Linked DNA regions of Homo sapiens: all the other regions are linked to region 3. The links are chromatin contacts, found by Hi-C or POLR2A ChIA-PET in ENCODE. All regions are on one chromosome and are shown on one strand. Each heading gives the region's core, a stretch centred on a gene start or an enhancer-like site at or near the end of the contact. The rest is flanking DNA. Distances are from core to core; before and after follow the strand shown. Region 1 has its middle 17 kb from the start of RFPL4B. Region 2 holds the start of LINC02541 (long intergenic non-protein coding RNA 2541). Region 3 overlaps LOC105377956 (a long non-coding RNA gene).

What was found. Hi-C counts contacts between places; a loop is a spot of excess contacts on that map. ChIA-PET counts read pairs that join two places held with the same protein, here RNA polymerase II (POLR2A). Pooled maps may share reads with other maps.
Region 1: a map of endothelial cell of umbilical vein shows a loop between it and region 3 (3-fold over the local background). The contact joins two enhancer-like sites. A Hi-C loop is called at or near these places in 2 of 168 maps with a recorded cell type or tissue (IMR-90 and endothelial cell of umbilical vein) and 2 of 50 pooled maps.
Region 2: a map of mammary epithelial cell shows a loop between it and region 3 (7-fold over the local background). The contact joins the promoter of LINC02541 here to the enhancer-like site in region 3. A Hi-C loop is called at or near these places in 5 of 168 maps with a recorded cell type or tissue (Calu3, PC-9, chondrocyte and 2 more) and 3 of 50 pooled maps. POLR2A ChIA-PET finds 5 or more read pairs at or near these places in 2 of 52 experiments (A549 and PC-9).

What each region holds. Positions count from the first base shown.
Region 1 is chr6:112,328,186-112,332,046 of GRCh38, forward strand. No RefSeq gene overlaps it. Among named protein-coding and RNA genes, the nearest start is that of RFPL4B, 17 kb to the right of the region's middle. RefSeq lists an enhancer at 470-1,055. Within about 2 kb of position 2,531, at least 2 of the 41 ENCODE cell types and tissues checked have a DNase peak (open chromatin) inside an H3K27ac peak, as active enhancers do.
Region 2 is chr6:113,648,424-113,652,280 of GRCh38, forward strand. It overlaps LINC02541 (long intergenic non-protein coding RNA 2541), which reads right to left and starts at 1,652. Exons shown (of 3, transcript NR_125844.1): 1 at 1,592-1,652.
Region 3 is chr6:113,119,123-113,123,105 of GRCh38, forward strand. LOC105377956 (a long non-coding RNA gene) reads right to left here. Exons shown (of 4, transcript XR_942894.1): 4 at 3,000-3,133. Among named protein-coding and RNA genes, the nearest start is that of LINC02518, 310 kb to the right of the region's middle. Within about 2 kb of position 1,634, at least 7 of the 41 ENCODE cell types and tissues checked have a DNase peak (open chromatin) inside an H3K27ac peak, as active enhancers do; they include PC-9, endothelial cell of umbilical vein and mammary epithelial cell, where a contact is called at or near this core.

The DNA.
Region 1 (3,861 bases), core at 1,281-3,780, 790 kb before region 3:
TTTTCTTAGAAGGAAACATCACAAAACAGCTCTTGGAAAGGACATGGGTATTAGTCTTTTCCACAAGCACATCATGTTAAATCCTGTCATCTGCATTCATGGACATTCATATTTATACAGCGCTTTCTGCAGCATAAGTCCAATAAATAATACATCTCTTCCATTTCACTAATTCTGAGGTAAGTTTGCAATTATAACAACTAGGCAATGGATTCATGTTTTAAGCAAAGGGCACATTTTAGGCTTGCTAGGGTGACCAATTGCGGTAGTTTTTCCATATCCATCCTGGTTTCAGCACTGAAAGTCCCTTGTCTTGGGAAACTCTTTAGTCCCAGGTGAATTGGGACAGTTGGCCACTGTAGGTTTGGATATCGGGGGACCAGCCCCCGATATTTCAACATAGGTTCTTTTCTATTTTCTCTAAGTGTTGGCCGGTCTGATAAATAAAGGGAAAGAGTACAAAAGAGAGAAATTTTAAAGCTGGGTGTCTGGGGAAGACATCACATGTTGGCAGGTTCTGTGATGCTCCCTGAGCTGCAAAAGCAGCAAGTTTTTATTAGAAATTTTCCAAGGGGAGGGAGTGTACGAATAGGGTGTGGGCCGCAGATATCACATGCTTCATAGGCCAATAAAAGATCACAAGGCAGAAGGTCAGAGCGAGATCACAAGGTCAGGGCAAAACTAGAATTGCTAATGAAGGTCCATGTCCTGTTGGGCACACATTGTCATTGATAAACATCTTAGCAGGAAACAAGGTTCAAGAGCAGAGAACCGGTCTGACTAGAATTCACCAGGCTGGAATTTCCTAATCCTAGCAAGCCTGGGGGTGCTGCAGAAGACTAGGGCGTGTTTCATTCCTTATCTACAACTGCATAAAGCAGACACTCCCAGAGTGGCCATTTTAGAGACCTATCCCTGGGAATGCATTCTCTTTCTCAGGGCTGTTCCTTGCTGAGAAAAAGAATTCAGCAATATTTCTCCTATTCACTTTTGTAAGAAGAGAAATATGACTCTGTTCTGTCTGGCCCCACAGGCAGTCAGGCCCAATGGTTACCTCCCTTGTTCCCTGAAAATCACAGCTATCCTGTTCCTTTTGGATGCCCAGATTTCATATTGTTCAAACACACATGCTGTACAAGCAATTTGTGCAGATAATGCAATCATCACAGGATCCTGAGGTGACATGCATCCTCAGTTTACGAAGATGATGGGATTAAGAGATTAAAGTAAAGACAGGCATAGGAAATTAGAGAATTGATTGGGGAAGTGAAAAATGTCCATGAAATCTTCACAATTTATGTTCAGAGATTGCAGTAAAGACAGGTGTAAGAAATTATAAAAGTATTAATTTGGGGAACTAATAAATGTCCATGAAATCTTCACAACTTATGTTCTTCTGCCATGGCTTCAGCCCGTCCCTCTGTTCAGGGTCCCTGACTTCCCACAACATTTGGACAAATCCACCATGTGGGCTGATCAAAATTTTCTCTTTGTGTCAAATAATAATGACAACAACAAAAACCCCACAAAACCCCAGTGCTTTCAACTCTTATTTCCTTAATTAGAAACAGTCAAAGACACTGATTTCAAGTTGCAAGGAGCACAGCCAGATTTATTTACATACTTGATTTCATGTTTATTTTTCTTGTAACCTGAGGCTGAATGGTAGAAGTAAACATTCTCAGATCAAAATGGATCAAGTTGGGTCTACATTTTGAACATCAGATATTTGAATACATTCCATATCTGTATCAAGAGATCGTTTATTTTTGCCATCTCCTCATTGCTTAGAAATAGGACTTACGACAAAAGACTCAAGCATCTTTACATTTGTAGGACCACAGTACCATGAGAGGAGATTCAACTCTTGGCTTCACTATTCTCATTTTGGTTTATTTCATTTACAGTTTATTCACCCACTACACCATGCATCTTTTACTCCCCCTCTGGGAAGAAGTAGAAAACTGCATCAGTTTCTAGGACATTCCATATCAAAGAGACACAATGAAAACTGGCAGCAAGTGGCACTGCCATTGAGTGACTTCTCCCTCAACCATCTCTGCTGTGTGGTGCAATTTAAGGTGGATGAATGGCATACTCTGGGCTCCAGGCCAGCTAACTGGCCCTGGGGGAAATCATTCACACCCACGCTGATGCACACACCCTTTAAACTCTCTTTCCTGCCCTGCAGCCCCCCAGATGAAATCCTTATACTCCAGGAAGCAGCAGGTCCTTTCATTGCTGTCTCTGGGCTACAGGAATCAAAGAGCAAAATGAATGTTTTCCTCTGAGAACTGGCACTGAATAGAAGGAAGGAAATGCCTACTCCAATTCAAGCATGTTTTAATCTCTGGAGAAGTGGGTACTGGGGAGGGGCAATATTGGCTGAGGAATCAGTGGGAAAGTCATAAATTTTGTCTCTTATCCCAGCAACTAAAATTCTTCCTTTAGAGTGCCACCCACTCTTTTTTTTTTCTCCTAAAAGGATTTGGATAATGAACAATCACTTTCTAAATTCTCAAGTTCAAAAATCTCTCAGTGGAGGAAGAAAAGGGAGTTTTTGAGTAAATCTCCAAAGGCTAGATGAATCATTGAAAAACATGCTCAGAAATTTCAAGATTCACACACACCTCATGAATATACCATCTGAATCTAATCTGAAGAATCTGGCACTAAAACAAATCAACAGTTCCTTACCTCTTCCTCTCTTTGACACTTTTAATATCTAACAAGGCCAACTCATTTAATTTTTTTAAAAACAATTATCTCTCATTCAAAGATACAGATGAATAGTAAAACACCAGTGTGATCGACTTCTCAAAAGTCTGACCCACAGTCAGACAAAAACAGATTGGTGGTGGTGTGGGGGGAGGGGATTCTACATGTCAAGTGACATGGACTCATCACAATGTCAGTGTCCCGGAAACCTTAAAAAAAAAAAAAGTGGTGCTTGTGCTGGCTGTTCTAAAGTAAATGAGATTTAAGGGACATGACAAGCAAATAGAATGTAGAAACTTGGAGCTTAATTCTTAATTGTGATAGTGTGATTATAAAGGAGAATGCCTTTTTTCTTAGGTGCTACATGCTGAAGTATTTAAAGACAAAATGTCTTGACATGTCCAGCTTATTTTTAAAAGTTATCATCAATGAGAGACAGAGAATGACAGAAAGAAAAGGAGGCAAATGTTAAACAAACAAACAAATTCTGGGCTAAATATTGATTTGGAGCTCGCACTGGAAAATTCCCTGTTGCTTGTTCAAGTCCAGGCAAGTCTATGAGTTCGCCAATTGGCTTCAGGGTATAAATTGGACTATTTTGACACGTTCTAAAGATCTATCGTTAGCCTGGCTTCCATTCAAGTTTTAGCTAACAGGAAGCACTTGATTCTCTGAAGAGGTGTGTCAGAGCAGAATTACTTACAGATGTTCCTTACAGACATATTCCAAATTTGTTTCTCTCAATTAATTTTTCAATCAATTTCTACACCCACTTCATTAGATTTTACATTTAATTTGCAAGTAAAATGGCATTTGCATTTTCTTGAGTAACTGTGTCCCTTCTATTCCCTCCCATCCCCATTTCTAGAATCTCAATTATGTTATGATACGTCCCACAATAATTGCATTATAAAATGTCATGAACCATGATTATAGGGAGGCTATTCAGAAAAAATTCCCTCACTGTCTATTCACACTAAAGCCTTGATTCATAAATTTGAAAAAAAAGTTCCATGGTTATATGAGCCAGTGGAGAATCTTTGTGTTTTAATAGGTCAGATTGCCCAGGGTATTGGACCTGCTCATATATGGGAGTTTTTGAACATGATTTTAAAGTAAGTCTTTGGAGCCTCTTTTAACAAT
Region 2 (3,857 bases), core at 402-2,901, 530 kb after region 3:
CTTTGCATGATGGAGCCCAGTTTACTCCTCAAATTCAAACTGCAAGAGCTTTGGGAGAATTACATTGTTAGCTTTCCATACTCTAAAATTCAATAAGACAAGTCAGAAGTGGTTGTTGTTTATATTAAGTGAGTCAATCCCTAGTGTCGTCCACCCACTTTTTTTGAAAATTATTTTCCAAAATATCTTTTACAGCCTATATGATAGGCTAAAAGATGTCATTTCATTTTTTGTTTGTGTAAAATGGCAAAGATCAACCTGTCCTGTGAATGAGTATTCAAGAAAAAGTAATTAACATTGCTATCAGCAATTTCCTTGTATGCATCAACCAGTTGGGTGAACTCATATAAATATTCCTGCTGATTTCTCTATTAAAAAATGCTTAGAGAATAGACAATTTAGGAGATTACTGCTACTCCAGGAGTGGCCACTTTAGCAGGACTGTTGACATGGAGACTTTCCATGACCTTACACACATGTTGATAAGAATGCCTGTGGCCTCTGGTTCTCATCAGTATTGAGTAGATTGATAATATTCTCAGTGGTCTTCTCATAGCGAGTCCAGCAAACCATCAACAAAGTAAAGCTAATAAGAGAGGGATTTTTTAAAATCTTTCAGCAGAGAAGCATTAGGGCAAGTTATATTTATCTGATCATGTACTACTATTTCTCCCAGGGAGTGTGAGAGGATGGGGAGCCGATAGTGTTCCATGAAAGTAGAAAAGTTTTCTGATTCACCACAAAGATGAATTTGTTTTCCACATAATGAATGTGTAGTATTTGATTCTCCCCACACTAAAGTGGTTCGGTTTATTTTTACATCAAGTAAATTTTAGCCATCTCCCTTGCTTTATTAATACTCTCTAACCCAATTTCCTTTCATTTCAAAACCACCAATGGTGAGGAAGGGTAAACAATAAGAACGACATGTAAGAAATTGTGGTATCCAAAAACAAAACGAAAAGCCCTATTTGCTTTACCTCATGTCGTAATTTCCCAGACTTGTTCCTCTTGGCAGTGTTGAGCTCCGCGTTTTCTCCCAGGGAGCAGAGCAACTTCTTACAAAACCTTACTTCGTGGGTTTTCCCAGGTGCCTGTTATTTCCTGAGCAGCACATAGTAGCAGTCCCTTAATCTTTACAGTTCTGAAAGTTGGCAAAGTGCCTTCAGAAAGTCTTGTCTTATTTCAATTGATTCCTTTGCAACAACCCAATAGGAGTCAGGACATGTATCATTATTTCCAGTTTATAAACAGCAGAAACTTCCATTTCTAGAGGTACATAACTGGCTTACACTATGATAAGCCACGACATGGAGATCAGAACCCAAGTCTTTGGAGTGTAAATGAGGCAGTCTTTCCCCAGGACTCCTGTCCTCTTACCAATACATCAGTGAATGGCTGGAAATAAAAATTTAATAGGCAATGACTTCCTGCTGTTCTCTAGTCTTGCCTACCCAAATCCTCTTCACACTCAGAAAATGCACATGAGACACTATTGACAAAACTAAGTACAAGTTTCGAAGCATTGACCTTTGAATAGGAAGGAAAAAGAAAAAAGAAATTTGCAAGCATAAATTTGTATACTGCTTACCTCATAAGTTTTACCCTTTTTCCTCCAGACCAACCATTTCTTATAGTCTGTTCCTAACTCCTCCTGGCTTCTGCCTAGACTTGCTGCTGACAGCCTTTTTTGTCTGAGTAAGTTGTATTTGCCCCTGCAGACTCTGCTCAGACTTTTCCCAGGCTGGTCAGGAGAGTCCTCTTCTGATCCAGTCTATTTCTCTTCTTATCAAATTATTAAAATTTCTGCTAAAGTGTACATAACCCTCTATAGGATATGAGCCCATTTACGTTTCTTATTTATCTTGCGTCCTCTGTATTTAACTCAGTGCAGGGAATTTCAGCACTGAAATGTCTGTGGAATTAGGATTTAATAAGCAATGGTTTTATTGGCTAGGAAATAGCGGCAAACAAAGGTGAGCCTCCAGAGGTGTAACTTCCCTATCCAAACTTTCTCTGTGGGGACTGAGAACCTAGGAAGGGAATGAGTCACCTCCTTTTACACGTTGCCATGAGTTGGTCTAGAGAGGGGAGTAGAACAGACGGAGTGAGGCCAAGGGTCCTAGGATATAAGGGTACACCTGTGGGTACTGTGGTGACCATGGAGGTGCCCCATTCAAATCTTCCTTCCAGAGGACCCGCAGCAGAGAAGAGAGCTGACTAACAGCCTTCTGATGCCCCACCTTTAAGCTGGTTGCAGCGTTCAAACCAGATGCTACTTTCCACGGGCTGCTCCCAGATAATGGCATAGTGCAGTGGGGATAATAGGACCAGGCCACCTCTGCCTGACACAGAACTCCTCTAATGAGAAGCTTCAGGTCTTGGAGCCGGGGGATCCTCACTGGCCTGGCAGAGACATTCTTAGAGCTGCACTGTGGTCTGAGGCTCCTCCCAACTCCGTCCTTCCTTCTTGCTCTCCTTTCTCAGACCCGCATCAGGGGCTGAAGGCCATCCCCGACACCTCATGCTCCCTGCCCGTTTTTCCTAATAAATCTCTTGCTCATCTAATCCCATTTTGACTGGGTCCTTTTTAGAGGACCCAGACTGACAGAGATACTTCAAGATTTAGGGCTAAAAGTGTATTTTTTAAATGCCACTCAAAATCTGTAGACCACTATCCAGAATTTAACAATGCCCTACTTAGTCTTGAGCTGTGTAGTAGTTTAGAGTTAGAGCTTAAAATACAAGATAGAAAAATAGGTTCTGCTTCTGCACATCTGAGGTACACACAGGCAAAGTGGAGGGGCAAAGGAGCCCAGGCTGGCCTGCCACTGGTGCAAGAAGGATCAGGCTGCTGTGGAATCCTGTGACAACTGGACTGTGGCCAAGTCATCGGGGTACCACATGGGTTGAGGAGCACGGAGCAGGCCTCTGACAGCCACAGAATATAAATAACACAGCTGCCTCCGCCACTAGCCAGCTGAGGAGAGCCACAGAGAAGAGGAGAGGGCAAGAATTAACTTGCGCATCAGCCCCTGAAATGGACTAACACTTCCATTGTTACCTTGTTTTTAAAATTTTAATTTGGTATTTTGGCCGGGTGTGGTGGCTCATGCCTGTAATCCTAGCACTTTGGGAGGCCAAGCTGGCAGATCACCTGAGGTCAGGGATTCGAGACCAGCCTGGCCAACATTGCGAAACCCTGTCTCTACTAAAAATTCAGAAATTAGCCTGGTGTGGTGGCACATGCCTGTAATCCCAGCTACTTGGGAGGCTGAGGCAGGAGAATCACCTGAACCCAGGAGGCGGAGGTTGCCGTGAGCCAAGATCACACCACTGAACTCCAGCCTGGGGGACAGAGCGAGAATCCATCTCGAAAAAAAAAATATATATATATATATATATATTTTTTTTTTTTTAATTGGGTATTTCAAACCACTTTATACGTTTGTTGTGTTTGTGGATATTCATACCAGAAATGTATGTAAATATGAGGGTTGTGACTTGGAAGCATTTTATTGTATGGGGAAATCTTTGAGATGCCAAACAGCAAATAGTTAATTAACCCTTTAAAAAACCTCCTTCACATAAAGACCCCAAGCTCCATGAGAACAAAACCTCTAGTTCCTTAAAAATAGAGCACTCAGTCACCCAAACATGCTAGGCTGAGTTTCACTTCTTTCACAGAATCTTCTAAGCCACACCTAAACTAAACTATCAGCCTCTCTTTGATCATGTGAGCAGGTAAATTAAGTAACAACAGGTCTACACGGAGACACTTGGATAAATTACAATGTCTGGTTTACTTATCTTTGTGGTATTTCTGAACCTAATATTAATGTGATTTATAATTTTGC
Region 3 (3,983 bases), core at 384-2,883:
GGTACTAGGCTTATTACCCGGGGAATGAAACCTTCTGTACACCAAACACCTGGACAAACAATTTACCTATATAACCAACCTGCATCTGTACCTTTGAACTTACAATAAAAGTTAAACAAAAAAAAAAAAATAAGTAAATAAACACACATTGTACACCTTTCAAAAAAATTTACTCTAACTAAATCATAGACCTAAATGTACAATTCAAAACTATAAAATTCTAGGAGAAAATCTAGGAGAAAATCTAGGTTACTTTTTGTTTGGTAATGAGTTTTTAGATACAGCACCAAAAGCACTAAAGCAAAAATAGATAAGTAGTACTTCAACAAAATTAAACACAATGACATTTGGCAAAATTTCCTGCCGTATAAGAAATAGCTACTTAAACTTTTTGTTTAACTCACTCCCATGGCTTTAAGGTTGCTTGGTGTTTATTTAATAAAAAATTAATAACAACATATATCCATATAATATTTTTATGGACATATTACTTTAACAAACTTCTTGTCACTGATATGTCCGGGATTCTGTTCTTTGGCCGGGACAGGGCAAGACTTATTACCTTCAGGTAGAGAGGAGACACAGAGGCTCAAAATGGTTAAAAGACTAGTTAAGGATATAGAGTTTGTTGATGGCAGAGGTGAATCTGTTACTGAGGGCTTCTAATTCCTACCCCAGTGGTCCAAAGAAAACACTGACCCAGAGTATCAACACTGCACTTGACTTACTAAAAGTGACAAACTGTACTAATGGAAGAAGCCACATCACCAAAAATCCAATCGTACTATTATTTCATAGGCAGACACCTATTGTGTAGGTAGCCCCCTACACATTTTGGAGGAGAAGCCAAAAGACACAGTAAGTTCCACAGTAGAAAACATGACCTTCCATCTATTGCTTAAATTATAACATCAAAGATAAATTCTGGTCCTTCTACCTTCTAGCTATGAGATCTTGGGCAAGTTATTTAACTTTTCTAGGCTAGTATTTATCGATATAATAGGCATAATGCAAATAGCAACCACAAAGTAGTATTGTGAGAATTAAATGCATTAATGCAAGTAAAAGACTCAAAATAGTGCCCTCACATATTAAGCATTTAATTATTGTTAACTATGACTTAATTGCCCATAAAAATAATTCAGGAAATTCTTTTTAAGGAGTGTAATGAGAGATCACTCAAGTCCAATAAACATTATTTATGTGTAATATTCACTACAGCTACACATTCTCAACTCTTTGAAGATCAGCTATTTTTCCTGTTGAGCAATTCATTAGTCATGGTTCTGGTCTTGAGAAAGCGCATGTGGAGCTGAAACCTTACCTTTCCTTCCCTAAGAGAACCAATGTCACCCACTCTGCAGTCACGATTGGATAACTGAAAATCTTGTAAAGAGAAAAAAATGTTGCTTGAAGGCCTCAAATCCTAGACATGTTTCTGATTCAATTTGGTCAATTATTTTTTTCTCTTTGTGATACAAGTATATAAATACTGATTCTGTAGCCTAATAAATGAACTGAGTGTGAACTCCTTGATGAAGACTCTTTCATGATAGTGATTAATGGGCTGCAAATATTTTGAAATAAAAACCTGAAACCACAAACTAGTCATATAGTTGGCTAAATATTTTGTTTGGGTGCTCACATCTAACCTACAGATAACCTTGTGTTAACCCTGTATTCCAAACCAAGAAGGAAAGGCTGGGGTTTTCAAGAGGGCGATTTGTGGTTTGGGTTTGGTCTGTCTGAAAAGAGCTGTGGCTCACAGTCTTAACGAGGTTCGTCTTCCAAGTCTCTGACCAACTGAGCAGAGGTTCTCACAGAAGCAAGTTGTGACAGCTGGAATTTGGCATCCACAGCTTCTTAGAAAAGGCTGCTGATCCCAGACTGATAGTTTTAAAACCTTAAAACAAGACTGTTACCATTCTTGAAATTTGTTTCAGCAGGCGCCAGGGAGGAATGTTACTGCCCCTCATTGCTAGACGGGAGTCTCGTCCCAGCATAACTGAAGATCTTCTGGGCTCTGGGCTCCTGCCTCATTCAGAGATTATGTTTCCCTGTCTGTGGCAGGATGCTGGCAAAACCACATGCTTTGTTTAAACATATGGAACGAGTGGTAAGATCAGCAAAGGCCCTTAAAGCCAATGTCAAAAGGCCATCACCATATGAGAGAACTGAGCAAAATGCACTGAGGACAAGCAATTTGTCTGAATCTTGCAGAAGTAGCTTTTAAATCCTTTATAAAAAATTAAGATTTATTTTTGAATTTTGATACATCTTGTCCAGCTTGTAATTTGTTCACTCTCATGCAAAAGAAAGCATACATATGCTATTAACTCTTGACTATGTAGAATATAAAACTCACTTTGTAGGTGATTCATGGTCTTTCATTTCCCTCTTTAATTTTTCATTTTTTCTAATGCTTTAGGACTAAATTATTTCTTCTATCAAAAAAATAAAAGTCAGCAAGGAATAAGAAACTAAATGTTTCCTTCTTTGTAGCATCTTTGAGAAAAACAACTCTCAACCCTGGAGCACGACTTTGTGATTGGTGACAGTTAAAGACCATAAAATATTTATGTGAGGATATGTAATTTTTTCTAATATTTCAGCTTCTTGTTCTGTCACTTACTAGTGTGTGATCATGGGCAAGACTCCAAACCTCTAGAAGCCTAAATTCCCTACAGTAAACAATAATAATAAAGTTACGTGTTGGTTGTGTGGATTTAATGACTAAATATGAAAATATTATTTGAAAACAATAAAATAAGTGTTACATTATATTGTTATAATCTTTGCTCATGGTAATTCAATGAAATCTTTATATTTTCTGATATTTATAAAATAGAATTTAAAATTATAATATTGATAGATTTATTAAGTTAAATAAAAGTTTTATTTTTAAGTCACACAAAATTGAGAAGGAAAAAGAAAATAGCAAACCGTGAAGAGTTAGACCAGGCCAGTTGGAGTCAGAACTTTAATAATTACCTCCTAGAAGCTGGAGGGGTCAGCCAAGAGGTACTTCTGGTACTGTGGGACTCCAGCATGCCCCAATGGCTCAGGAAGGAATCCTGGGCTTGAAATTTCAATTGCTTTAGTCATCATCCCTTTCAGTGTCAGTGAAAGCCAACTGTAAGGACAAATTCACAGAAAGAGTTAACAGGATGAGGGCAAATAAAGACCCAGGATTGAACTCTGGGGGTAGGGAAGGAACAGTATTTAAGGAATGCTTGGAAAAATATGACTATCCAAACCTGAGAAGCAATACCTAGCAAATTAGGAGGAAAACCTAGACTGAATGGTTTTTCTGAGACCTAATGGGCAAAATTCCAGCAAGGAAAATGTAGTCATTTGTTGTGCTGTCAATGCCACTGAGAAGTCAAATAAGATGAAAACTGGAAAAGGTACCGTAAAGAGGCCAGTAATGAGATTGTATGAGCAGCTTAAATGAAATGAGGGAAGGGTCTAGATTTCAGTGAGTTGAGGTTGGACTAACAATGAAGTAAAGAAAGACAGCAAATGTGGAACACTCCTCATCTTTTTGTTTTAAGGCAGGAGACACTTGATATTGAAAAAATATCTTTAGATAAATGAGAAAGAAAGTGCAATCCCAGGAGAAAAAGAAGGATCACTGATGGAGTAAGTTCTCTTAGGAGCTGAGAGGGTGAAATACTGTGCATTGGCAGGAAGATTAGATATGAGGTGGAGAGAGAAAGAATGGAGGGAGATCAGGATAGTACAGACAGGGAAGTTTACAGGTTTAGAAGCAGGAAAGAAATTGAGCATCTCTATTTTATATATGAAATACTCAACCTTAGTATGCTGCTATATATATTATATTTAGTATATTTCAACAGAGCTCAATGCAATGAAAATAAAATGGGAAAACTTAATTTGAGCTATTCATCTTTATAGTTAAATAGTGACCAAAAGAGGTGCAGAAACAAAACACTATAAATAACTGTTTGCTCATACATTTC